Regions from separate parts of the Homo sapiens genome. Here region 2 is linked to region 1. A link is an interaction called in ENCODE POLR2A ChIA-PET data of the cell type or tissue named here. Cell type or tissue: MCF 10A. All regions are shown on one strand. Links, peaks and the distances in the headings refer to the core of each region. The heading gives the core; the rest is flanking DNA.

What was found. Peaks named below come from ENCODE experiments on the same cell type or tissue, not always from the same donor. Only the 100,000 strongest peaks of a DNase experiment are listed, where the experiment ranks them.
Region 2: POLR2A ChIA-PET joins it to region 1 with 11 read pairs; 2 of 35 experiments call an interaction of 5 or more read pairs at or near these places.

What each region holds. Positions count from the first base shown.
Region 1 is chr2:120,466,737-120,478,155 of GRCh38, forward strand. No RefSeq gene overlaps it. Among named protein-coding and RNA genes, the nearest start is that of LINC01101, 6.1 kb to the left of the region's middle. In MCF 10A, for the core only: no CTCF peak of the experiment used is centred there; DNase peaks (open chromatin) are centred at 3,745, 6,385, 7,185 and 9,555.
Region 2 is chr2:120,615,211-120,626,629 of GRCh38, forward strand. No RefSeq gene overlaps it. Among named protein-coding and RNA genes, the nearest start is that of GLI2, 110 kb to the right of the region's middle. In MCF 10A, for the core only: no CTCF peak of the experiment used is centred there; DNase peaks (open chromatin) are centred at 5,041 and 5,371.

The DNA.
Region 1 (11,419 bases), core at 1,936-9,935:
ATACAGGGACCTGTCGGGTAGGACTGCTGTAAAATATTGTGGTGTGCTTTCCATAAGTGATGGCTGTTTATGATTAGGGAGGGAGTGAGGCTGAGTCTTGAAGCTGGAATGCCAGTGGAGGCCAGAGGGTATTCCAGGCTGGAGGGACAGGCAGAGCTGGGACAAAGGCACTCAGATGGCAATGAATAGTGTTTGTCTGGGAGACTGAATAAAATAGGCTCTGAAGCAACATATTATTGTAGGGTGGTTATTTCTGGGAAGGAAACAGAATTCCCCCTCTTCCCAGCAGTGTGACCTTGGGCGAACCATTTGACCTCTTGATCCTTCAGTTTCCTCGTTTATAAATGGGGATGCAAAGTCTTGTATCGAAGGACTTTCATGAAGATGAAAAGAACCTGATGTACAGCAGACACTCAAACATTAGCTTTTAGGGCTTTAGAAAGGTCAAGTTCTCCCAGTACTTTGGGAGGCTGAGGCAGGTAGATCGCCTGAGGTCAGGAGTTTGAGACCAGGCTAGCCAACACGGTGAAACCCCCTCTCTACTAAAAATACAAAAAATTAGCTGGGTATGGTGGCACATGCCTGTAATACCAGCTACTTGGGAGGCTGAGGCAGGAGAATTGCTTAAACCCGGGAGGCGGAGGTTGCAGTGAGCCGAGATTGTGCCATTGCACTCCCGCCTGGGCAACAGAGTGAGACTCTGTCTTGAAAAAAAAAAAAGAAAGGGCAGGTTGTAGGTTCTTTATGCCCTGAATGAGGCTGTGGGAGTCTGGTGGAGTCAAAGACACAGGAGACCCATCACGCCCACTTGGTCACTAGCAGACAGCCCTTTCCCTTGGGCTGCAGGGAGCCAGGGTGGGAGCCTCACAAAGGGTGTAGCCTTGAGCACCCAGCTGGCCCAAGGGCCTGAGCCTGCAACCCCCCTTTCCTGGGCTGTATCTTCTGGTCTGTTCCTTGGATCTCCTGGGCCTGCTCCTCTCATCTTAGCCCTCAGGAAGTCCTTGATCCCCAGCCCCTATTTGGGGTAGAGAAGGTGAGAAATGCTTAGGGTAAGTTATACTGCCACTGGCTTCTTCAGCATCAGACCCCTGATTCAAACATGTGGTGAGTTCCTGGGCCCCTTGGCTTTCCCTAAGGGCCAGCAAAGGGCCTTTTAAAGAGAAAGAAGAAAAGGTAAGTAGGGAGCATAATATTTGATGAGCACGTTAAAGCGTTCATTCATGGGTATCAGATAGAAACGTTTGGCTTCACTTAAGGGGAATCTCAACTCACTGTGGCTTAAACAAAATTAGGTTTATTTTTCTGACATCATAATTCTGAAAACGAGTGGTTGATGGCCTTGGTCAGCTGCTGGTGATGCCAAGTACTGGGCTCTTCCCAGCTTTCTGTTCATCGTCCTTAGCACGTGGGCCTCCTCGTTGCCTTGTGGTGGCAAGATGGCAGCCTCGACTCCCTGGGAAAGTAGAGGGTCTCCCAGGAGCACCCTGTTGGTGTCTCATCGGCCAAAAGTGGGTCACATGGCCAACCCTGGCAGCAAGGGATGCTGGGAATGCAAACACTTGGATGTTCTTCTGCAGTGTTAATGGCAGGGCCAGGCAAGCATGGGTGGGAGGTGTGGGAGTGAGCGAATGGGAGTGGAGTCATCCAAGCAGCCACCTGCCGGAGAAGATAGTACTGTAGTACTCACAGCCCAGTCTTACATATGGAAAGCTGGTGCCAAGGGCAGAGAAATGCTTACTCAATAGCAGTTTGATTGATCTACTTAGATATTCTGGGCCCACAACCAGAGATCCAGAGATAAAAGTAATTTCCTTGCCTTCCAGAGAGAGAAGGAGAATAATAATAGTAATAATAACAGTATAATAGCTTAAGTTCACTAAGTGTGTAGTGCTGGGTGCTTATTGAGCACTTTCCAGACTTTATCTTGCCTCATGCCCACCCAACCCCAAGCGACAGGCACCATTCTAACTGCTGTGGAGGAAACAGAGGCTCTTTGAGGCTCAGTGAGGACTGAGGCACACAGGCCTGCCCCCCTCCCACAGCATGAGGTGGTGGATTTGATAATCCAGGTATGAATCAGGCCATTGGGCAGCCTCCTTGCTAGGGACTGCATCGAGGATTTCTGAAGGTGGGGAGACACGGAAGCACCAATTAGAATTTCCCAGTCAAAGAGGGAAAGGTGTCTTGGGTGAGAAAAGACACCTGGAAGGACACATTATTAGTGACCTAGTAAAATCTAAGGCATCCCTAGGGTCTATCTACTCACACTGTAACAGGAATTTCTGTATTTAAAGGGAGTGTTGGAAATAAAATACTTGTAAAATCAGTAAGTGACATGAATGCAAATATTTTGAAAATAAAGTTCTTTAGTTTACAAAATACTCAAAGATGGAAAAAATAAAATATCCTAACATTTGATGCTGGTGATAGTGTGGTGAACTAGACAACATTTGCACATTGCTGGCGGGAGGGTAAATTGGTATAAACCTTTAGAAAAGCAGCTTGAAAAACATTCTTCAAAATGTGCTGATCTCTTGGTTTTACTCCTGGAAATATGTCCTAAAGAAATGATAAACAAAATTAGACAGTTATTTCTGTGCAAGGCAGATAATTTGTTGAAATATGAATTTATGGCGTTTTCCCTTTGTATTTTTCCTTTCAATGTCCCGTATATGTAGCCAGACTTCTTTCTGTTTCCTAGTCTCAGGGGCATTTGCAGATATTTGCCTGAATCTACTTGCAGGAAACATCTTTTCCTGTCCTTTGTGAAAGAAGAAGGCCAAGAAAGAAAACACCAAAAAAAAAAAAAAAAAAAAAAAAAGATGAGTGGGAAGGAAAAGGGAAGAAGGAAGGTTTCTAGTATCTGGGAAGAACGCCCAAGTCCCAGAGGCCTGACCTAAGCCCTTTCCATAGCAGTGCCTTGGGATGTGGCATGGTTTTCCAAAAGTTGCTGTCTGTCCAGAGAAGCTGGAGTCAAAACACAGCTATGCTCCAGCATTCTGAGCCCTCAACCTGGCCCCAGCCACTGGGCGTCAAGGAGCATGCTAAGTGGGAGAACAGGGACCTCTGAGGAACCCTCCCTGGTGCCTAGCAAACTGTGCAAACCCCAGGCCCTTTGCTTGGCCTCAGAACCTGGGAGTCCTGAAAGTAACTAAGGTGGTTTTTTCCGGCCAGGCTTCAAATAGGATTTAAAGAAAACTTTGAATGTGACATTTTCACATATCCGCGTTCATGAGAAAACATATTTCCAAAGACAATTGAGTACAGAGTTATTATCTTATTTGATTTTTCAACTAGTGGTTAAATATTTTCCATAGGAAGATACCGAAGTCTCCTGCCCTGTGTTCCCTGAACTCCAAGCACATAACTCATTGTACCAACCTGGCCGGGAGAGTCATTCTCTATATTTAGTGTCTCACTGTTCTTCGAGGTTCTTGGGTCCTGGAGACTTCTCAGAGCGTTATCTTGTTTACCTCTGTGTCCCCAGTGCCTTACACAATGCCTGGCAAACACTATGGGAATGAATGAGGAAATGAACATGTATGTGAATGAATGAATGAATGAACAAATGGGTGTCTGGTGTCTGAGATAAAGGGCCTGGTGAGATCCGTTCCTGTTGTCTCCACATAGACGCTGCTGGCAGCCCTGAGGGCTGTGCACACGGGCCAGGCGGATGGAGTTAACTGCAAACACACTTGGGAAGTGTAAACAGCCCTCCTCCGGGCCAGGCCGACTGGCAGCCTCACGGGCAGCTTGCACAATCCTGTGGGCTGCTATGATACTCATTTTTTGGGCATGGAGTCATCTCTGCTTTGGGCCTCTCCCTCCTTGCCCTGGATTGTCTTGGCAACACAGATGGAACTGCGTGTCTGTTGTCAGTGGGAGGAAGTTCAGACCCCCAGCCCCTCCAGGAACTCCATTCTGATTTAGAGCTGCCCAAGGACCCAAGGAGGCTGGAGCTGAGAGGGAGCTTGGGGATTACCTAGCCCAACCTCTTCATTTTCCAGATGAAGGATCTGAGACCTAAAGAGGTGGGGACACTAAGGCCACTGTAAGTGTGTCAAAGCTTGCCACAGAGCTGGGTGTCCTGGGATGGCAGCTGGTTTCAGAACCAGCCAAGCAAGGCCTGTAAATCCTGGCACAACAGACTGTCCAGCCATGTGAACTTGGATCAGGGACTTCTTCCCGAGTCTCAGTCCCTTCATCTGCAGGGCACTGCGTGCAAGGGTGTTGTGCAGACCTTAGGGAGCGCTGATGGTAAAATGCCTAGCACAGTGCCTGGCTCAGACTAAGGGCTTCCTTCTGCCTCCCTCTGCCCTTTCTTTCCACACTTTTCGTGCTCACCATTCCTCCATATCTGGGCATGAAACGCCGCTGCTTCCCTCAGAACCTCCACTTCAGGGCCACCCCCTTCCCCTGTTGGCTCTGTGTGATGTGGTTGCCTCTGTATTCGTTAGAATCCACTTTCTTTCATGCTTTTTCTGTCTTCACACAACTGTTGATCCTGCCAAAATCATTCATTCATATTTTTCTTCTTTTCTCCCTTCTTACAGGCCTTCCCAGGCCCCTGCTATCTGCCAGCCATCTGCTGGGCAGAGATGCTCATGGCCGGCGCCTGCCCCTACAGAGCGCGACTGCTTCTCTGGAGAGGCTGCATGGGCAATGACAGTGCAGGGGAGGAGAGCTGGATGGCAGGGGCAGTGCTGTGTGTCCTCAAAACCCTGTGCCATCTCTCTCCTTTCTGGAATGCTGTGCTAGGCAGAATAATGTGCCACACCAAGAGGGTGCCTTAGTTCAGACTGCTAGAACAGAATATTATAGACTGGGTGGCTTAAACAGCAGGTATTTATGTCTCACGATTCTGGAGGCTGGAAGTCTGAGGTCAGGGTGCCAGGATGGTTGGGTTCTGGGGAGGGTCTCTTCTGGGCTCACAGATGGCTGCCTTCTTGCTATGCATACCCATGGAAGAGAGCAGAGTGAGCCATGGCAAACTCTTCTGCCTGTTCTTCTAAGACTGCTAATCCCATCATGGGGGCTCCAGCCTCATGACCTCATCACCTCCCAAAGGCCCCACCTCCTAACACCATCACAGTGCAGGGTAGAATGTCAACATTGGAATTTTAGGGAGACACAAATATTCAGTCCATAACAGATGGCCATGTCTTACTCCCCCAGATCTGTGGATGTGACCTCACATGCCAAAAGGACCTTTGCAGATGTGGTGAAGATACGGACCTTGAGAGGGATGGTTATCCTGGATTACCAGGGCGGGCACAATGGTCCCTGTTAGAGGAAAGCAGGAGGTCACAGGGAATAGAAGATGCTATTCTGTGGTTTTGAAAATGGAGGAAAGGGGTGAGCCACAAGCCAAGGAATGTGAGCACCCTTGGAGCCTTCCAAAGGAACAATTCCTACTGATGCCTTGATTTTAGCCCCAGGGAACTCATTCCTGACTTCAAGATACAGAATGCAAACACAGAAGACTACACTTCCCGTTGCCCCTGCAGTTTGGTGGGGTCATATGACTAATTCTGGCCAATGAAATAGGGCACAGGTGACACCTCCCTTTAGCCCGAGGCTTCACCCTCTGCCTTTTCTCTTCCCCTGCCACAGCCACTGAGGACATTCTAGCTGCTCAGGATGCAAAATGATGGAGCTGCTGGCAGCCTGAATCCCCAAGTGACTGTGTGGAGCAGAGCCTCCACCTGACTACCAAAAACTACCAGGATCTGGTGTTACTTGTTACAGCAACGTAACCCAGGCTCTCCTGATGATGAGTACTCTGATGAGGCTCTTGCTTCACAGAGGAGGTGACAATTAAGCCTTGAGGAGACACACATGTGCATGTGTGGTTGCGACCTCTGTGGGCACGGGTCTGTATGAGCACACATCTTTGTGCAACTCAGGTTGTGTGTGCGTTTGTGTGTGTATCTATGGGTTATCTCTGGGTCTAGCTCTAGTTCTGTGGGGTCTGGCACAAACTAAGGTGTCAGTATGTGAGTGGGTGTCTGGTGTTGAGGGGTCAGATACAGTGAGCACAGTACAAGCGAATATGAGGGGAGGATGTGATGACAGTGAATAGATGCTTTCAAAATCATCAGGAAGAAAAAGACGTGGGACACACTGGTAGCTCCAGAGGTGAGTCCTGAGTCCTGCGCCCCTGGGGGCCAGCTTTAGAGCCACGCCATGATTTATTAATCTGTAGTTGCTGTGGGAGCGTGGCTCTTTCTGGAGGGGCAAGCATGAACCACGTCAGTCCCACCACGGGTCGGGTTGGCACGATGTGTTCATTGCCCACATGACTCACTGTTTTGTTACCTGAAATACATCTAATTCCTATTAATAACGAGCACTGTAGGGCATACATTTCATCATTAGCATTAAATGACTTTATTGCAGGATACAAAGGAGCTGCCTGTGATGTATGATGCAACTGCTGGAGCGAGGGCCTTTGGAGAGAGGGCGTGTGTGCACACGAACACGCACACACATGAGCTCTCTTATGTCCTGGTCATTGTGCAATGAGGGTGTGTATCACAGGCAGACAACTTTTCTTGCACACTTCAGCACCTCCTGAAGCGAATATTTTGTTTGCTCGGCTTACCAATGGGGTGCCGGGAAGGCCACTGTGCCCCTAGTTGGTGTGGTACCCTAGGCCCAAGACAGGAACTTGTTTTCCTGAGAGTCTGTGCAGGCCAAGTGCAGGGCTAAAGGCCTTCAAAACTCTTACCTGAAAGAAACCCAGGACCTATCTGTGGGTAGCAGTTGCAAGCCTCATTTTACGTATGAGGAAACTGAGACTCCCAGAGCCCAGAGGACCTGCCTAAGGTGTGCGGTGGAGCAACTGCTTAAATCCTGCCAGGCCTGGCCCTCTATGCTCTTCCACGTGAACTTGAACCTTTGTTAGGTGCTCTGCCCCTCATTTTCCCAGTCAGCAGGGCTGGCTCATCTTCCCCTCCCTGCCAACCTCACAGGGCGCTTTAAGATCAAGCAAGATGAGGTGTTGGCAACACGGAGACTGCAGGAAGCATGATGCACGGATTACCTGAGCGGGTTTGAACTGCTGTTTGGGAGCTTTATGACTGAGATTACTCATTCTCCTTCCTTTTTTGTTTTGTAACAACTTTGTATCTTTCACTCACGGCCGTGAGAGTCTCCCCTCTGGCCTCTGTCGTTACTAGTAAGAACTGATGTCAGAGCCCGGTTGGGGCAAGTGGTCAAGGGGCTTGGCGGAACTGCTCTTCTGCCCCCCAGGTACACACTTGCCTTTGCAAAAACAACTCCCTATTTGGCAAAAGGCAGTGTTTGCCCTGGGACAGGGCCTTGCAACCCCATGCCAGGCCCTGTTTATTCTGGCATAAGCCACGGTGGTGGCCAAGCGCTCTGAGTTTATTGAACTTCCTGGATTTCTTATCACATAGCCTGCTCTGCCAGGGAGCCGGTGAAATGCTGATATGTGCCCACGGGAAGATATTAAGGGGGCTGCAAACACCACCCCTGTCCCCCGAGGAGCAGGCAGCTCTGGGCAGGGCTGCTGGGGCCAGTGGGGGGACGGTTGAAGGGGTAGGTCAGACATGGGGATAAACCTTCCCTCTCCTTAACCTTGCCTGAACCTAGGCTCCCCATGGCTGAATTCCCGCCCCTGAATTCTTGGTGGTCTCTCCCTGTCCAGCCTCCACACCTTTGCCTGGGTCTTGCCTCCCATTTGGATTTCCTTCCCCAGTCTCTCCAAATGAAATCCTACCTGCTTGGTAAAATAAAAGAATGACGGAATGAGCTTCGAGGCTGGGACTGGTAGGTGACGGACTGTGTCTCTCCTACCACATTTTCCTGTGCACTTCCCTGCTTGTAGGCATGGAAGCTTAGGGGCTCCTCAGGGAGCCTCACGGAGCTCGGGAGAACTTCACACAACACTGTGTGGCTGCAGAAGGCTGGGTGGCGGTTGCAGGAGTGAGTGGGTAGGGGAGGGGCTTCCAGGGTCATGGGTGGGAAGACCCTTGCTCGCACCCTAACTCCCAATCTTCCGGCACTGTGGCCTTAGGGAGTGGCCCCACCCAGGCTTCCTTTGCCTGAGTAGAATGAGTTTCATGGCAGCCCTTTCTTCTTTTTTTTCTTTTATTTATTTATTTATATTTTTGAGATGGAGTCTCGCTCTGTCGCCAGGCTGGAGTGCAGTGGTGCAATCTCAGCTCACTGCAACCTCCACCTCCCAGGTTCAAGCGATTCTCCTGCCTCAGCCTCCCAAGTAGTTGGGATTATAGGCACGCGCCATCATGCCTAGCTAATTTTTTTTTTTTAGTAGAGACGGGGTTTCACCGTGTTGGCCAGGATGGTCTCCATCTCTTGACCCCACAATCTGCCCGCCTTGGCCTCCCAAAGTGCCAGGATCACAGGCGTGAGCTACCGCGCCTGGCCAGCAGCCCTTTCTTTAGAAGGCTTACTGTCTACGAAGCACCACTGTGAGAGTGGCAGGTATCTTTTATCAGAGCTTATGTAGCCCTAAGGGGACTTCAGAAAAGTGGTTGGGCTTCAATAGCCTTTGCACTGTGATTGCACTGTAATTGCACCATTCCTAGTAGAATACAATTCCTGAGTCTCCTTCCTGTGCCTATCACCCAACAAACCCACCAGTTGCTATTGTTTATCCTCTTTGCAGGTGAGGAGATTCATCGAGATGATGCCAATGGCCCCAGGTCACACAGCTGATGGTGGCAGAGCAAGGGTTCAGCCCAGGCTGGGTCTTTCCTCCCTGCAGGCTGAAGGAAGTTCCTTCTTCTCCACGCCACAGGTCCCTCTTGCTGGCCAGCAGTTCCCCAGCCTGCCTGCCCTCCTGTATCTGGGGGCTGTGCTAATGTGGAGTGAGTTGAGGCCTACCTTAGGGTCCCTGATCATTATCTGTGTTCTCTTGGTTCCTGTCATGTTTGGGAAGACCCTGTGATTATGTAGTCCACTGTCTTCCTCCAGTTGCAGGGCACAGCCATTGACAGACACATCAGCACCTATATCTGAGGGAAGGAGTCTCAAGCCAAGACCTTTGATGCCGGGGAGCAGCAGCTCCAGGTTGGGTCCTAGAGTGGCCACACTGGGAATTCAGGCTCATTGTCAGAATAAGGAAAGGACGTGCCGTGGGGAACAGAAAGAGGGAGGGAGCAATGATGAATTAGTTCCCACTGCACACAGGCACTGCGAGGATTCATTATGGTGCCGTCTCATTCCATTCTCTCCACAACCTTGTAAGAAAGGTCTTGATTTGATCCCCATTTTGCAGAAGGGGAAATGAGGCACAGAGGAAGTGATTTTCCCAAAGCCACACAGCTAACATGGCAGAGGTAGGGGTCAACCCAGGCCTGTGACAGCTTTCTGATTTTGCCAGGGCATAGTTCCCTACACTGGAAACATGGTTATCAAAGGGACTTATCTTCAGGCAGAGCTAGAAGAGAGGTCTGGGGAGAGAAGAGTCATTGTTCCCATGAGTCAGGGGCCCTCAGCTCCAGGCCAGCAGCCAGTCTGGTCCTGGCAGCTCCTGCCACCCACCTGGTATGGCCAGAGGCCTGAAGGTGCTTCAGCGAGGTTAGTCAGCCCAGGTGAGTGGCAAGCAGGCACCCATCAGGAGGTCCGCCTCCACCCCCTGCACTTCTGATGAGAAAACAACCTAAGTACTGCATCTGGCCTCAGTCCTGAGCCTCCGCCCAGGGTGCATTACTCACTGCCCCACTGGACCCGTCGCCCCCCTGGGAGGGGCCGCCAGTTCGGCTGGCCCTGTGGGCCATGTGTCTACAGGGGTTGTGTGGAGGAGGGGCTGGGCAGCACCCAATCATTCATATCCCCTCACTAGACTTTATGGGGACCCAGGCATTCAGCGACATCAGGCTGGGCCTGGGGCACCTCCAGCCTTGTATATTAAACAAGCATAAAGTTATTTGGCTTCACTTTAGAATTAAAATTATGTTCTGTAGAGAAAATTTGGATGAAACAGTGAAATAAAATAAAGAAAAATAATGTACCCCAAGATAAGAACTGGGTTCATTTCTTCCCAGACCTCCATACATGTGTATTGGGTGGTTTTGCATAGTTGATGCGATCGTCCCCTTTACTGTGGATGGAGTGCCCCCAGCTTCCCTGGGCCTCATTCATTTACCTGCACCTCAGCCTGAGACCTGTCTGACTGCAGAGCCCAAGTTCTGTACATACTCTTATAATTCCAAGTTTTGTACCTAACATCTCATCAGAGGTATTTCCTCTATGATGAGAAATTTGTGTAAACATCAGGTTTAACATCCATACGTTACTCCCTTGAGTGACAGTTCCACACATACAAAATCCCGCCCCTGGGGCTGGACACCTTAGTTATTTCTAATCTCTCACCATTATAAGTGCACTGCGATCAATGACTCTGGCTACATATATGTATTTCGGGTTCTTTCCCTCAGGCAGCTGCTTAGAGGTGGGATTGTGAGATCAGAGGGTAGGGGCACCCCATTTGAGTGCCTGATTTCACCTGGCTGGGCAGACCAGCCACAGCCCAGCCCCACCCCACCACCGCTAGGTGAGTGAGAAAGTGGCTTCAGATGCTCCCCCTGGCCCAGTGTGGAGCCCCTGTTTTGATGCTGAGCACACAGCTGTTTTTCCTGGGGAGCAGGTGTGATGCCATCTGCCATGCCTCTGGCCTATTTGAAGACAAGTCTCAGAGAGGCAAAGCCACTTACCCAAGGTCACACAGCCGGCACCAGAACCCACAAAACATGGCATCTCACACAGGATTTGCAAAGCACCTGCCACTAATTCTTTGGACTTTGCAGTGGACTTTCCTCTGGGGCTCAGGATCCACGTGCACTGATGTCCTTCCTGCAGCATCTTGGGAGGTTTCCACCAAGGCTGGGTTTTGGTCCACCCCCTCCTCTGGCCAGCCTCCTTCTGAACATACTGCCCACCTCTGCCCATCACCTCCTGCTGGGCTGCTGCAGTAGCCTCTGCCAGCTCCACCTGTGCCCACTCTTGCTCTATTTCCCACTGAGCAATCAGAGTGACCGTCACAAAACCCAAATCCCACTGTGCCACTCCCCTCTCCACTCCGAAGACTCCCCTGGCTGGGTGTGAACAATAAACTCACCTGAAAATGTGCAGAGGAGGTTCCAATCTGGCAGCATTGGATTCAGCTCCCAACCTGTGCTAGGCACAGGGCTGGCATTACAGTGAACCAGACACAGACATTAGAAGGAAGACTGGATTCCTTAGCCTAACTTACCAGCACCTGCATCCTCTGTCCCCTGCCTCATCCCCTGTGGCCTGCTGGGCTCCAGCTCTTGGCCTCTCTTGGGCCACTCAGGCAGCCAAGCCCTCTCCACCTCACAGGCTTTGCGGTTCCTTCAGCTTAGAATGCTCTTTCCCTCTTTTCCTCTGGCTGCCTCCCTGCCTCCCC
Region 2 (11,419 bases), core at 1,837-9,836, 150 kb after region 1:
CTCCAGCGCCCCCTGCCCTCCTCTTCCTGCAGGCAGAAGAGAGCCCCCTTGCCCAAGAGCACGACCCTTCCTCAGTGGGACCCATCAATGGCTGAGTGATGGCACTGAGGTACAGAGGCTGGGGACACACCTCCAATGCAAATCTCTATCTCAGCTGCTTTCCAGGGAACCCCACCTGTGACATACCAAGCAGGAAACTAATAACCACTTCACTAAAAACTGGCCTCTCGTCCAGTATTGCCCAGTGCAGAGTTCCAGGAAAGCTGAGACAGAGAAAGCACTTTGGTCCTTCCCGGTGGGGAGGCATCCTATCTCCCCACAAACATGAATCCAAATCTCTCTGGCCAGCCATGCCCAAACCCACACACTTTCCATGCAGAGGAACAAAACAAAGTCTGAGAATAAACCCGGACCCTCTTCCCGTGCCAAGAGAGACAGACGATAGCAAAGGAGGCAGCCTATTCACAGCGGGTGGTTTGCATGTACAGGGCCCTGCCTACCAGCAAAGGTGGCCCACTGGTGGGCTTTGCCATCTGACTAGAGCAGGAGCTTCACCTCTCTTGGATATGATGGGTGCACGGAGGGAGCCCAGGGCGAGCCCAGGGCTCACCAAAACCAAGTTCCAGGCCCAGCTTCAGAGAGTATTGTTATGAAGCAGGCATTCGCCGCAGTCCTAGGAACCTTCATTTTCTCAGCTATAAAATGGCAGCATCAATGGCGCCATCCCACTGGTCTCATGAGTTGGGGTGAGGACACGCTGGGAGAGAGTAGTGGAAAGGCTCCCTGCCCTCAAGGGGTGCACACATGCAGAAACCGACTGTTACGATGATGATGAATGGTCTTGCCTTCCCCTCCAGGGTCCCCTTCTCAGGAGGGCCGGGATCAGGCTTCACATCTGGGTTTCCCTCCAGCCAGCAGAACCAGCCTGGACACAGGTGTTCCCTGAAGCTGGCCAGATGATGAACTAACGACTGAAGGAATCAAGAAGACAGATGATGACTCGGCGTGGTGTGGAGCCCAGATCAGCTGTTAGGGACCTTCACACAGCACTCCTCTCCATAATCGTTTCACTACTTTTGTCCTAAAATCCACAGCTTGCGAGTTGGTTTTCTGTATCATTTGTGGCATTAGCCTGAGACTCTGGAAAGGACAGGAAAAGGGAAGCACAGTGATTGCTCACAGGGGCTCTGTGTACTTTACCTCCCAGATGTTCTGCAAAACAGGTGTCACCACTGCAGGGCGGGCACTGCACCCCAGCACACAGCTGAGCTGGGGGTGGGGTCCAGGGCTTGAGCTCAGCCTGCAGTCCACTCCCCAAGCCCTGTGCCCAGAGGATCAATTTTTTCTAATTCATGCAAAGATGCTCTATAGGTTGGCAGTTCCCAGATACCTAACCCCTGTGAGGCATGGTGCCATTTTTCAGAGGGAGAAACTGAGGCTCAGAAAAGTTCACTTGCCCAACCAAGGTCACACCACAGGTGAGTAGTGGAGCCAGGACCTTGGGCAAGTGAATTTCAGGCTGGGCTTGAGCCCTGGCCTCCTGGAGTCAGATAGACTCTACTCCTTATAGAATGTGGGTGTGGACTCCATTTCTTACAGAGTGTGGACACTGTGACCACAGAGTGGCCCCATAAAGTGGCCACCTCTACAGATGTTGGACAGAGGCTTTCTTCACAGGCTGGCTTATGCTCAACCCCACCTTACAATTTGGGCATGCAGATAATTCCTTCCATGATGTGTTAGTTACAGTTCTTCTGATTTCAAGTAATAGAGACCAAACCAGCAAAAGAAAAAAACTTTATTAGAAAGATACTGAGAGGCCTGAAGGAACTCAAAATCCCAGAAGAACAGAATCCAAGATTGTCCAGGACAGTTCGGAGGATCTCAGAGGTGGAAATGGATTGCCTTTCATCCAGAACCCTGGCATGAGCTCCATTTGGCTTTTAGTCCCTCTGTTACAGTTCCAAATTCCTAAGAGAGAGACTCTGCATGTTGGGCAACTTGGGTCAAGTGTCTCCTTCAGTGAATCGTTTCCTGGGGCCAGGTCCCCTGTGGCAGCATGATTGCTCACAGCCCAACACTGTGATCATGGCCAGTTACCATGTGGGGGATGTACACGCCACCCTTAGACCCAGCAAGAGGGGCTGCTTCCCCGGCTCCAGGCTTCAGAGGGCCCTGCATATTATGAACACACACACACACGCACACACACACACACACACACCTTTTTTTTCTTCTTCTTTTTTGATACAGAGTTTCACTCTTGTTGCCCAGGCTGGAGTGCAATGGCACGATCTCGGCTCACTACAACCTCTGCCTCCTGGGTTCAAGCGATTCTTCTGCCTCAGCCTCCCGAGTAGCTGGGATTACAGGCAGGTGCCACCACGTTTGGCTAATTTTGTATTTTTAGTAGAGATGGGGGTTTCTCCTTGTTGGTCAGGCTGGTCTCGAACTCTCAACCTCAGGTGATCCGCCCTCCTCAGCCTCCCAAAGTGCTGGGATTACAGGCATGAGCCAACACGCCCAGCCCCACACACTTCTTAAAAACACGCAGGATCCAGGCCTTGGTGCTGGTAGATAACAAGGGTAAACATCCATTCTCATGAGTGGCACTGCTCAGGCCCCAGGGAAATCCATTTCTATATCTCTTGTTTAATGTCCTCAACACAAAAGGCATCTAAATGCTGGAAAATTTGTGAGTTACACCTCTGCAGATGTCAGGCAGACACTGCTTCCAGAGGGAAGGAGAATTTGCATGGTGGAAGCTCTTCCCTAAGAGAAAATACAAACTGTTTCACTTGTTAAATCCTCTCAGCACCAATGCAATAGATTTTTAATGACTTATGTTTAGTAGCAAAATATTGTTTCCTAGTAACGTTGAGCATCTATTTCCTTCTCTTCCTGTTCCAATTCATGATTCTGAAGGCACCTGATAATTAGCATATCTTTCACAATAGTGGAGTTGATATTTTGCATGAGCAGCTGAGAAATATATTGCAATATTAAACAATTCGTTTTACTCTTCAATTAGTATATATGTAGGTCTACATTAGAAGTAACATGATGAGGCCGGGCGCAGTGGCTCACGCCTGTAATCCCAGTACTTTGGGAGGCTGAGGCGGGCAGATCACGAGGTCAAGAGATCAAGACCATCCTGGCCAATGTGGTAAAACCCCGTCTCTACTAAAAATACAAAAATTAGCTGGGTGTGGCGGCGGGTGCCTGTAGTCTCAGCTACTCAGGAGACTGAGGCAGGAGAATCGCTTGAACCCGGGAGGAGGAGGTTACAGTGAGCCAAGATCGCCACTGTACTCCAGCCAGGCAAAAAAGCGAGACTTTGTCTCAAAAAAAAAAAAAAAAAAAGAAGAAGAAGAAGAATATGATGAAGTGTAATACTAGTGCTTTCTGTTAGTGACTAGATGCATGCAGAATGCCAGAATTGTGGATAATCTTTGTTTTGTAAAATCATTTAATATGATTTTCCTAAATTTTCAAAAAATTAAATTAAAAACTTCAGCTTTATTTAAACAATTGTAAGATTTTGATATCCATTAATTATAATTATATTTTCTTTCAATTGTCACAGAGAATTGTAAATATTTTAAAGAAGATTTTTATTGAAAACATAAATTTTTTAAATGTTTTGATTCTATTTACCATTATTTAGGGTTTTTGATAAAAAATAAATTCAAATTTTGTACATATTAAATGCAATCAACTTTTATTTTTCATCATATAAGCTGGCGTTAGCAAACTTTTTCTTAATGGGCTAGATAATAAATATGGTAGGCAGGCAATATGGTCTCTATTACAAACACTCAACTCTGCCATTGCAGCATAAAAGCAGCCGCAACAAAACATAAGTGATTGTATGCGTCTATGGTCCAATAAGACCTTATTTACAAAACAATTTGTTTGTATCTTGCTTCATGTGTAAAAATTTTTTTGATTTTGAAATTAATAAAAATGTTTGTTAATCAACTATGAACAAAGATAGAATGCCAAATCTGGCTATAGAGTTCACTGAATATTAATATTCAAAGAAGATAAATTTTGATGAAGTCTTTGGCAAACTTGCAGAAGTTAAAGCTCAAAATAAAAATCTGTGATGTTCTTGATTACTGTTACAGACCAATGTTTTTTTAAAAAGATTCTTCCCTTTTTCAAAAAAAATTTGATTTAAAAGTATTAATTCATGATCTGTCTTTTGTACTGCATATTAATTTTACTTCTTATTTTAAGAAAATGTTTAACCAGCATGACATATATATTACATATAGAAAGTTCAATGAAAGAAAACTTTCACTGTCTATACCTCTTTGCTAGCCATTATTATTATCGACTTCATTTCATGATGACTTTCTGAGACTCCTGTATATAATGGAAGGGATATGAAAACATGAGCCACTCTGGGCAGTGGTGTGCTAGAGCCAGCTTGCTGCAGCTCATGACAACTGATGGCGAGGTCTCTTCCCAGTTCTGTGTCCGTACCTTGAAATCAGCCACAATGGGAGTATTTACACCGTGGAACTCTGCAAACACCACAGATGAGTGCTGGAGCCCCCAGAGAGCTGGTTGTTAAATATTTACCAGTCCACCTCTGACTCTGGTTCTTGATATGCCAGGTACAGGGCCCAGTCCTGTTTGGGTCCCTCTTAGGTAGTGATGGAATGCTGCAGGCATGCTCAGTCTTACTGTTTGGCAAAGCTGATAACACCCAGCGAATAAGGAGAAGCATAAGGCCTCTCTGTCATCTGTCATCTTTTGGTCAGGTATTCAGTTTCTCTCTTTGGACCCAGTATTCTTCCAGGAGCTAACTGACAAAAGAATAGGTGCTTACTGAACAGATCAGAGCTTTGCTTCGAAATCTTAGGGTTTCAGTTACGATTTCCTATCAGTGCTTTCAACACTCAGACCTACTGAAGAAACAGCACCATTGGATCTATTGGGTTATAAGGCCCAAGGGGCAGAGCTACTTATAGCCTTGGCCAGCTTAAGAGCTTTCTCTTGCTGTGAGCCCCACCCAAGCTGGGGTGTCTTATGGCTTACTCATAAATGAGTCGTAAGAACACAACACAACCAAACAGGGTGTGCTCCTTACAAAGTGTAAAGGGGTTCACAAAGCCCCATGCCTCCTTTTTGTACAAGGGGATAAAGTGAAACAACTTCTTCACTTTGGAGCAAATATCCCAATATGTCTCAGACCACCAGAATCCCAGAAACTTCAGTGAGATGGCCCTGTATTTGTATGGAGTTTATCACCTATCTTACATCACACATATGCCTTAACAAAGGCTTGTAAGTACATGTACTTTCTACTTTCCCTGGTTTCCTAGCTTGATATCTGCAATGTAGGAGATGAACATTGCATCATGGGAGATGGTGAGACAGTTAGGGTGAATTGTGCCACAAAGCCAGAAGGCTGATGTAATCACAGAGCAGATCATGAAGATGTACTGCTATCCTTTCCAGGTGAAAACAAACTACTGAATTCCTGAAGCTTTTTACGTTCATAGGAATTTTCTTTAAATGACCAACTGTGATGCCATGGGCTGTGTAAATGTGTAAAGATTCCTCATCTTAAAATAACAGCTGTAATTGAGGTCACCACTTGAATACATTTACAATAATCTGTGGTTACTCTCCAAGATCCACCTGTCTTCTTTATCAACTAAATAGGCAAGTTATATGAAAATAAAATAAGAATCACTACTCTTGCACTTTTTTCAAATATTTCATGTTGGCACTAATATGTGAAATTCCCCAAAGGATATGGAACTGTATGGACTAATAACTTGGTAGGGAAGCAGAATTCCAGGGGCTTCCATTTGGCCCATCCCAGTACTATACTAGGCCTATGATAGCCATTATTCTACAAATCAAAGAGTCAGTGTAGAGATTCTGTCAATTTCTAAGCATTTCCAACTATTCATGTGAAAATGGAAAATAAACATGGGATGGGCTTGGATTCTCATTGTCTTCAGTCAGGTGAATTGAGTTAAAACTCCAATTATCCCCTTAGCCTCAAAATCCTCTGACTGGTAGACCACAGTGATGTTATAAGTTTCCAGGAATTAGTCTTAGCTCAGAACCAATGTTCAACAGTTCTTTCTCCAGTGCAGAATTACCTGACAAATGGCCCAGGTCACTCTGTGATAGACCTGGAGAAAGATTCATGTTATTACAAGGTCCTGCCTTAAGGCCAATGGATTTATTCCTGGGGGGACTGAATCTGTGAATTGAATCAAGCCTACCTAGGGATTAGTTGAAAAGCCATGATTTTCTATCGCGATGACTCCAGTCAAATCCAAAGAAACCTTAGTAGACTACCTATCTACTTCAGTCTTTAGGTTCCTAAACCCAAACAGCCATAACCAAGATCCCCGTGGGTCAGACCGTTATCACTCCAGCCCGACTCTCTGTGATGGTTCCATCTGATGTTCTCTGCTGCTGTCTCTGGTGGTCACACACCATTGCTTGTCTCTGCCCTTCTAGGATCTTCCGTCTTGAAATCAGGAGCCTGTTTCCACCACACTCTCTCCGACCTGCATCTCCGGCCCTCGGAGAAAGGCCATTATCCTACTTCCCAATGGGGCCAGCACTCTCCTCACCATTGTAGTTCTAGTGAAGGTTGTGTCCTCTTGGAGAACAAAATTAGAGAGAGGTTTACGCATAATAATCTCACTTCAGAGCTATAATTTTATAAAGAATTTCTGGCGTTTCAGTGTAGGCCATGCCTGAGTCCGGGTTTCCATCACCCAGCAGAGGGAAAGACAAGAAATGCTCCCAGCTGGCCAAGGCTGCACAGTGAACCTGAATCTCTGGAAAGGACCCCAATATGGTCAATTTTACTTGCTCGCAAGCCGTTTGGTTTGGAAGGTGCTTAGAAATAGAATTGACAGGACTGCTGATGGATGTGGAGTGTGAGGAGAAGAAGATGTCCAAAGTGACTCCCGGTTTTGTCGAGTGACACTAGGTAGATGGCACGTCATCTAGTGACAAGGTAGATTTTCACACTAGTTGATGGCATGTTGCCTAGTGACAAGGGCAAAGCTCCAGGAGCAGCAGTGGAGAGATAAATGCTGGTGGGTGTGCCCACTTTGCAGAAGTGGAAACTAACGATTAAAGGATTTAAGTGACGAGCCTCTTATCACACAACTAATAAGTGACAAAGTGTGGTTGAAGTCCATGTGTGCCTGGTCCCCGAGCCACGCTCCTGCCACCTCACCCCTTCCAGCTGTCCTGCTTCCCCACTCTGCCTCCTCCCCAGCCCTGCCCTATCCCAGATGCAGTCGCTGTGCCTCCATGGTCATTTTGAGGTTTCCATGCTAAGCCCTTGCGTACCTCTTTGTAGTGAATTCTCTCAACACCCGTGTGTGATGGGTTCTGTTGGCCCCGGTATTACAGACAAGGCAGCTGAAGTTCAGGCACGCTAGTTAACTCTGTACTCCTACCCAAGGACTGATGACAGCACTGAGACTTTATCTCACAGGGCGGTGAAGAGGATCAAAAGAGAAAGTGTTGGTGAAAGTTATTGAAAAGTTAGCTGGGTATAATACAAAATGACTTGTCTACAGCATGTCCTGTTGTAGTGTCCTGCCTGGTGACTCAGCAAACCTTGCTGAATGCTGCATCCAGGGGCACCTTTCCTGGTGCTCAGGAATTGGTAACTGAGTCTATAGGTGAACTCGAGGAGGCATTAAATACCCCATAGTGTGAAGAGAGGGGCTGAACACGGAGGCCAGGCTCCTCCTGCCAGAAATAGAGCTGTGGTCTGCTATCGTCATCCGTCTCTGCTCAGCCCCATCACTCAGGACAGCACCTGGAGATGGGGCAGGGAGCAGGAATGAGGGCGGCTTGTGGAAGGAAAGGTTTCGTGGTGACAGCTTGCCCCTCCTTTCCCTGGGAAGAGGGGGGCCACTTCCCCGCCTGCCCTGCCCCTGGCCATAGCATTGAGCCAGGCCAAATGATGCAGGTTGCCAAGGGAGTCATTGGCGTTCTGCTCCTCACTTGCAGGCCCCTGCCGGCTGTTCATCAGCGTGGAGCAGGGTGAAGAGCTTCCTGTGAGAGCTGGCCACGGCCCCAGCATTTCAGGAGGCCAAGGGCATAACCGCGGCGCCTTCTTCTCCTTTGGAGTTTTCTGAAGCCGGAAGCTTCATGGGTGTAATCTCAGTAGCTGAGCAGAGAACCCCCTACAGGCTGAGGGCTGAGGGGAGTGTGGGAAGTCCCCGTGTTGTCCCAGACCCATACATCTCTGGCCAGGCATGGAGGAAGATCCCAAGGGCTCCACAACTCCACCTGCAGGAGTGCCAACATCAGAGCGGCTAGAGCTGTGGGCTTCCCGGGTGAGAAGGCATCCCGCCTAGACAGGGCCAGGGTGGAGGCCAGAATGGGGACCACACATGATTGTCCCTTTGGGGGAGGATGTCAGTGAGAGAGGGTCCTGAGGTGAAGAACACCTGTCCCTGGGGATGAAGGGAGCACATGGGCTTGCGCCAGCCACAGACTGCAGTAGGGAGGCCTCCAATCACCGGCATGGACCCAGGTCCCAGGACATAGTGTTTTCTCTCCTGTGCCATCTGTACAGTAGCCATGTCCAGAAGGCAGGGTGGGGTGGGAGGGACCGTACGTCTCAGAAGAGACCACACCCTCCCATCTTACTTCAGGTCCTCCGCGCTATGGAGTCAAATCTGAGTGGAGGAGTGAAGGAAGGGATGCTGCATTTGGGATGGAAGGTTTCAACCAGCCAGGTGTCTTTTGATAACCAAAAGCTATTTGATCCACTTGCCATGTTGTTAAGGATTCAACATTCAAGTAAGTTGCCCTGCACACAACGATGGGCTTCAGAGTGCAGCCCCTCTAGATGGAACCTCCTGGCGGAAACTCCATCTTGGCTCATCAGGAATGTAGCCTGCCCAGGTGGATACTGCTTCCCATGGCCCTGGACAGAAGAGGAAACTATGAGGAGTGAGTGCTGGGATCCCAGCTCCCCCGCGAGCATCCACTGTGACTCTGGGTCTTGCCGCCAGTGCAGAGAGGAGAGAAGGGGACACTGACTCACCGACTCATAGCTCAATGACAGCACTCCCACTCTTGGTGACAGCAACCAGATGGCAAAGCCCTGTCCTGAGACCACCCAGTCCTCACGGCACAAACTTGCCTGTCCATCAGAAGCAAGCAAATTAGCCCTGCAGAGGCTGCTGTTTTCAGCCCAGCAGGTTGTTAGTTGAGACAAGGTTCTTGTCCTGTTTATGGGTTATTAGTCCAGCAGAGATGGATTTGAAAAGCAAAACAAAACACCTTACCCAGGAAGCACAGGAATAAGTCAGAAATTGGTGGGTTGGGAGGACTCTACATGCTCCCTTTTGGCACAAGCCCAGGTTGCGTGGCCACATGCCCCAGATGGGCCCCAGCAGTCAGCAACAGGACTGTGACCACAGCCACCTGTAGTCAATGCTTGAGGATGCAAACAAGGCCTCAGTGTTGAAGCACAGTGACGCTGGGCTGTAAGGAAAGTAATACCTTGTCCTCACAGCTTCTAGCCCTTCTGGTCTTTAAGCTTAGTCTTTGGTGGGGGCACAAGAGCTGCATAGGCAGGGCCCCAGGGCTGCAGGCTTCTTCCTCTGCCCGATGCTGGCGCCCAGGCTTCCACCCACTGCAGGGCCCACACAAGGAAGGAAGTGCTCATGGGCAGCCTGGGGCAGGCCCAGGCTCAGAGCAGTTATGGAACAGGAGAGGACGGGAGGTCAGAGAGAGTCTGGAGCCGTCTCAGAGGATGTTGTGCAAAGGACAGTTGAGTCCCGAAGAATTAGAAAATTTGGGGCAACTGAGGAAGTAGACAGAGCATTGCAGGTGGGTGGTGGGGAGGTACTGGGGGATTGGTAGAACCAAGAGGGAGAGTCACTGATTTATTTAACAAAACCTCAGGGAGGTATCCGGCGTCAAGGCCCCGTGCTGCAGCAGAGAATCAGACCACAAAGGGTCGGCAGCACTGAGCCCTCTGGAGCTCTCGGTCCAGGCAGGCACAGGGCAAGGGGCAGCCAGACCACGAGAGAGTCCTCACCAAGGGCATGTGCAGCTGAGGAGGGCAGAGGGCTCCAGGCTGGGCCGTCTGGAAAATCCAAAGAGGAGAGAGGTTCTGGATGAGGCCCCACCCACACTCCTGGCCTGCCCCTGACCTTTCTATCCCCGCCATGCCTGATCTCCTCCCGATCCACAACTTTGTTCCTCCGTGCCTTGGCAGATGTCATCCATCCCCTGGACCTCAATGCTCTCCCCTCTCTCTGCCTGGCAAACTTCTGCTTATCTTCAGCCCTCCTGGAAAGCGTTACCTTCCCTCTGCCCCTCTACATGGAAGGCCCCTCCTCCAACTTCTCTAGGACCCTGAACTAGCTGTAATAAGAATATTAGCAATAATAGTAGTAATGGCCGTGATCAATAACAACTGGGAGAAACTGCCAAGATTACTGTTGCCAGTCACCTTTCTAGGTGCTTCACATCTATTAACTCAGGTTCTCCTCACAACTCCAGAAGGAGACATTATCATCTTCATCTTACAGGTGAGGACACTGAGGCCCAGAGAGATTAAGTAAGTTGCCCAAAGTCACACAGCAACTTCCTCTGTGGCAGAAAAATGCCTTGCAATTATTTATAATTGTGAATCTGCCCAGGGTGTGGGTCACCAGGTGCGGGCTGGCCCTTCCCACCTGGCTATGCATTGCTTTTCTGGGCCAGAGTCCAGGGAGTGTGTTTGTCCAGCAAAGAGTGACTACAATCACTGCCCATGAAAACAAGCACCCATCCCAGAACCCCTTGGTCAGCTGCCACACCTGCCAGTCGCATGACATCACCTCTTGGGTCCCTGGCTGCTACCCTCCCTTCCTAGAGAGAAGGGGAGGCTGGCATAGCCACCAGCAGCAAGAAAACAAACAGCACCAGCCTCACCACCTCCCACATTTCTCGGAACTGGGGGCCCTTCTGGCTATCAGGCGTTAAGGAATTCTTCTAAGAGGGACAAAAGAGGGTGAGAGAGATGTAGAAACACCAGTGACAATGGAAACACTGGCCAGCACACATAAACCATGCTCTGCACCTACCCTCTGGCCGCATGTTAACATCCGTGATCTGTGCCAGCGGGCAGCCTTCCCACACCCATGGATGGGGAGCATCAGCCTCTCAGCCCACATGGCCTCTATCCTCAGAAGGGGCCAGCATCCCTGTCCCACCCCACTTAGGTCCCCAGTTCTGTTTCTTATGATGGCACCTTCCCAGATGCCTAGCTTCACAGAATTCTCGCAGTTAGGCGCTCACCACAGAGCCAATCTGATTTAAATCATATTTCTTCATAGGCTGGATGTCCCCATCTTGTCTTCTTCTTATTTCCTTACAGATTGGCATACACAACTAGTGGGTAAACACA